Linked DNA regions of Homo sapiens: region 1 is linked to region 2. A link is a loop called in an ENCODE intact Hi-C map of the cell type or tissue named here. Cell type or tissue: endothelial cell of umbilical vein. All regions are shown on one strand.

Region 1 (2,500 bases), 99 kb before region 2:
CCTGAGGAGTGTGTGCTATCAGCTGTTCAGTTGCATCCAGCTCAGGAGCTGATGTGAGCTAAGAATCCTTAAAGATGATGCCAGCTCAGCCACTGTCTGATGGCAACCACAAGAGATACTCTGAGTGAGAACCACCTGGCTAAGCCATTCAATGCCCAGATTCACGAGCAAAATAAATGCTTGCCCTTGTTTTAAGTCATTCATTTGGAATAGTTTGCTAATAGGTGACTGAAGCATCCACACTCCCTACAGCTCACATTCTTACCATCCTGCTTCATTTCTTAAGTTGTCACTATGCTATGACTCATCATTAAACCTCCAAGTAGGGTGACCAGTCACCTGATTTGCATGGGACTGAGGGAGTTCTCAAAATTTGAGACTTTCATTGATAAAACAGAAAGTCCTGGGCAAATCAAGATGAGGTGGCCACTCCAACTCCAAGATTTGCTTTTTTTAAAATAAAAAGGTAGCTGAAAGAATTTAGAGATTTCAGAATTATTACTTCACTATAAATTTTTAAAATAGGTAGTGTTGGGCATAGAGGCTGACCCTGTTTTCTAAGTGGTATCTGCCCTCCTAAAGGAATAGATGCTATGTAAATGAGTGGGCTAGCAGAGTCAAAGATAATTATAGGATGTGAAAATACACTTGAAAGTATTTCAAAAATATATCATAACATAGAGATAGGGAAATGATCCAGACAGAGTCACTGACTTGCCAAGGACAAACAGTGACAAGGTCATGATTTGGAATGCAGATATTGGAACTTCAGTCTGGGGTACTTATCTCCAAATTATATCAGTTCTCATTCTTACCAATATTCACCATGTAAGTAGGGTATAATATTCAACCATAGAGAATATTTAGACTGAGGGAGAGATGTCTTTGCTGTAAAATAGTTCACCATCTTCCCATCTAGGTAGCACAGGTTAGACTGAAATCCAATCTCAACCAAGACTGAGTAAACGAAGAACAAGAAAATACATCTTACTTAAAACAAAACCCCAAACCAACTTCAGGTCTATTTTTGAAATGGAGGGTTTGACAATTTCATTATAAATGTTAGTGCAAAATTGTAAGCCCTGGTACTGCTGTCTCAGAAGAAGCCCAGTTAACTGTGGGTTAACTTAGGGCTCTTCAAGGAAGTGAAGGATAGGGAGGCTTCCAACAAGCAGCAGGGCTGGTATAACTGGATACAGGCAAAGGAGCCTTCCTGGGTGTGGTTTTTTGGCAAAGAAACCCAGACTGCCTTGGCAAATGAATAGTAGGCTGGAAATTAGTTGGGGGAGTGGGAGGAGATGGGTGGAAAGGAGGGTGGGGAAGGAGAACATTACCTTGAGGTCTGATGTGGCAGGAAAGTCTACTACCTGCTTGCCCCACCTCTGTTCAGAAAATGTGTGTGGTGCGTTTGCGTATGGGTTCTGAGTGTACCTAAAAAATAGAGTAGAACTTTTCTCAAAGAAGGCAAATTGCTTACTACTATTACTGCAGTGCCATGGCTACCCAATCACCAAGCCCATCTTTTCCAAGAAGGCCAGGAGGAAACTGTCTGACTAGCACAGCTAATACAATGGTGAGGCCATGAGTCAGACACTGATTAGATTCAGCTGATATGTGAACAGCTGTGAGTTGCATTTCATATTATGATTAAAGAAAAATTTCTATAATTTTACACAACCTTTGGACTCATTCATGCAAAACTGAAAGTTAAAAAAAACAATGAGTGAAAACTCTTGGGGCGGGATAACATTTCAAAATTTTAAACATATGCTTTTATTCTGTATTTCCTCCTTTCCTTTCCTTCCACTCAAATAGGTAGTTAAGCCTGTTCTTTGCTTCCATGGAGGAATATAGTTGGGGCAAAAAGGTGAAATAGTCTACATGTTTTTCCTGGCATTGGAAGAATAGGTGAGGCCAACATATTGGCCAGAAACCCGCAAGGGAAAAGATTCCTCTGAGACCAGGGCTGGAAGATTTCCTGGGGTTGGAAGGAGGAAACACAGAAGAACAGAGAGCTCTGAAGTTCTGGGGCAGAGAAGAAACATGCCCTTGTGAAAGCTGTCAGACTCAAAATGGAGTCACTAATGTTAAAACAGCAATAGCAACAATAACAACCCTGGCAAATAGAGGTGGGGAAGGCTGTGAGGAGAGGGTATTCAATCTTGTATGCCTGATAACAAAAGTATCATAAAAGACTGCAAAAACCTCGCACAAAGGTCATTGCAACCTTACACACACAAAAATATTTTTGCAAGGACATCTGCCCAGCAACTGCCTGTTTAACCTTGGGTTGGTATCACCTTTTTGTTTGTTTGTTTATGTTTTAGAGATAGGGTCTCACTGTGTTGCCCAGGCTCAAAATCCTGGGCTTAAGCTAGTCTCCTGCCTCAGCCTCCAGAGTAGCTGGGACTACAGGTGCGCACCACTGAGCCCAACTAATCTTTTGTTATTGATCTTTGTAGATAAGGATAATTTTTTTTCAAAACAATTATGTAATCTT
Region 2 (2,500 bases):
TAATAACGCAATTAAATTCTACCTTCCCTTCAGTAGTAAGATATTAAAAAGGAAGGCAATAAAGCTCATCCAATACTAATTTGATCAGAAGCCTGTGCAATCAGTCTCTTTGATATACCTTTTGTCAACACAGCTTTAGATTTTGAATAGGCAATCTAAAACCCTGGAAATCTACCATATTGATTTATTAGCAAAATTTCTGCTGAACCTAGGTATAATAATAGAACTGATTAAAAATAAAATTTAGTCTGTATGCCATGCAATGTACTGTAGCATTTTAGTTTCATGTTTCTCTAAAAAAAATAAGTTAAAATTTTAAATTATTAAAACAAACTTCAGTTCAACTTGCTAAACATTTACTTAGCACCTATTGTTTACAAAATGCTGGAATAAAAATTGTGGAAGATTAAAAAAGATTAAGATATAATTTTGCCCTGGTTCATAATCTGGGGTGTGTGTGTGTGTGTGTGTGTGTGTGTCTGTGTGTGTGTGTTTGTGTGTGTGTGTATGGTGGGATGGATATAATATGCAGGGTCTATTCATGTTAAGTATATTAACACACATACCAAAAAAGAGCTATAGGAGTTTACAGAAGAATATTCATACTTAGTGTTTCTTTGTTATTAAAAAAATAGATTTTGAAGTAAAAAGAAAATGACTGAAGAGGTTCCAGTTCCTAAAAAGCTGTGGTTTTCTCAGTGACATTTTACAACCTGGTTAACAATTACATTAAGTTTCAGGGAAGTTTAAGTAAGGAGCATAGATAGGCCTGATATTCTCAGTAAATTACCACTGCTATTTATGCCTATTTTCCCCAGAATTTCTTTATACTTATATTTTAAAACACATCTTATCACATCTTCATAACTTTTTCTTTTTTCTCATTTAAAACTACGGTGGTACCAAAGCAGGGAGATTTATTCTTTTTGATTGTGGATTAAAGTCATACATGTAAGACAACAAAACTGTTACGTAAGTATTGAAAAGAACTTGCTAAAAACCATATGTAATGGGTATTGTTATCAATATAACTGAATAAAATTTATCTTGCTTAGAAATGACTTTTAAATATAATGCCTAAAATGTTATTATGCAAATTTATTCACCTGGCATCTATTAGAGACTTTAATAATAACACTGTAAAAATGAACTGCAACTTTTCCCTAGGATCTAATCAGTATGCAAAAGGACATATGCTATCTGGAAATGACAAGTAATGGGAAAGTTAGTCCTTTTGCTCATACCCTGTGACCTTAGAAATGACTGTGCCAAAAATTACATCAGTATTTGGATGAATTCCTAAATAAATTCAAATTAAATTGAGTCATACTAAAGCTTTATTCAATTAGGCAATAGCATTGAAAGATTCATTTTAAAAAAAGCTAGATAGAACTGGTTTTGTGTGATAAATTTTATAGGGCAGGGCTCACCTTTTGAAATTGGAGGGTGTCTTCACTATGTGATATTGAAGATCATTAAGGTAATTATGAATGTGTGTTCACTGCTGTATAAAACAAGTCTACTTCACTAATAATTCTGACCTCAAATTTTCTAAACATACTTTTATTTTCCCCAAGTTCTAGGAGTAATGTACTCTGGATTCAATCCTGTGCTCACTTCCTCCCCCGAGGCTTTTCTACAGCCTCTGGTCACTTACTGCTGGCTTGTTTTGGCTCCACATCAACACTTAGAGAAACTAGTTTACATGGGTTTTTCTTGGTGTGTTTGCTTTTTAAATGAGGTAATGAAAAGGCCTGGTTGGAATGCTGAAGTTGTCCTGGCAACTAAGGGAGTAAAAGCTGGTAAAGAAATTCTTGAAAGGAGTTCAAAACTTCTGCTTCTGAGAAAATAAATGTAAGGGAATTACAATTTAGAAAATACTGAACAGACACATTTTGTTTTGCTCTAGAATAGTTTTTATTTTTTTCCTCTAGTCTTTCACCTTCGAGCATAAACCATGAAGTCAAAATCTTCAGGGAAAGGGAAGATGAGTCCCATCGGGGCACAGAGGTCAGTTGTAGCCTACCTGACTGAGGATATCACCAGTATTTCTCCAGGCAAGTCCTGGACAGGAAGGAAGATAAAGAGGAGAGCTGTTCTTGTGGTAGGAAGGAGGTAACAGAGGCAGCAGGAGCAGATGGTAAGAAAGCCTGTCTGCGGGACCCTCTCTGGGCCACAGTGCTGAATATAGAGCAATTTTAGGTAGGATAAGGACAGAGGGAAAAGAAGAGTGTTTTCTGCTCTATTTCCTTCTGGAAAAAAGGAGAATCTTACAGAGAGATTCTTCTCATAACCACATGGGCAACTGCAGGGTCAGGCAGGCCTGATTCCCCACAATACTCCATTTCCGGAAGCTTCCATAATGCTAGAGAGAACTATCTAGATAGCTGGTGGTACTGGTGGATGAACTTAATGGAAGGGGTATCGGGGGAACCTGCCCCCGATTTCACATAGGTTCTTTTCTATTTTCCCTAAGTGTCAGCTGGTTTGAGAAATAAAG

Evidence for each region. A loop is a pair of places that touch in the nucleus more often than their neighbours do. Peaks named below come from ENCODE experiments on the same cell type or tissue, not always from the same donor. Only the 100,000 strongest peaks of a DNase experiment are listed, where the experiment ranks them.
Region 1: it touches region 2 in a loop (6-fold over the local background); 23 of 110 quality-filtered maps call a loop at or near these places.

Annotation. Positions count from the first base shown.
Region 1 is chr3:161,314,925-161,317,424 of GRCh38, forward strand. No RefSeq gene overlaps it. Among named protein-coding and RNA genes, the nearest start is that of SPTSSB, 55 kb to the right of the region's middle. In endothelial cell of umbilical vein, no CTCF peak of the experiment used is centred here; a DNase peak (open chromatin) is centred at 1,557; H3K27ac peaks cover 2,195 bases.
Region 2 is chr3:161,414,393-161,416,892 of GRCh38, forward strand. LOC107986150 (a long non-coding RNA gene) reads left to right here. Exons shown (of 3, transcript XR_007096152.1): 3 at 1-468. Among named protein-coding and RNA genes, the nearest start is that of LINC02067, 11 kb to the right of the region's middle. In endothelial cell of umbilical vein, no CTCF peak of the experiment used is centred here; DNase peaks (open chromatin) are centred at 1,279 and 1,589; H3K27ac peaks cover 1,905 bases.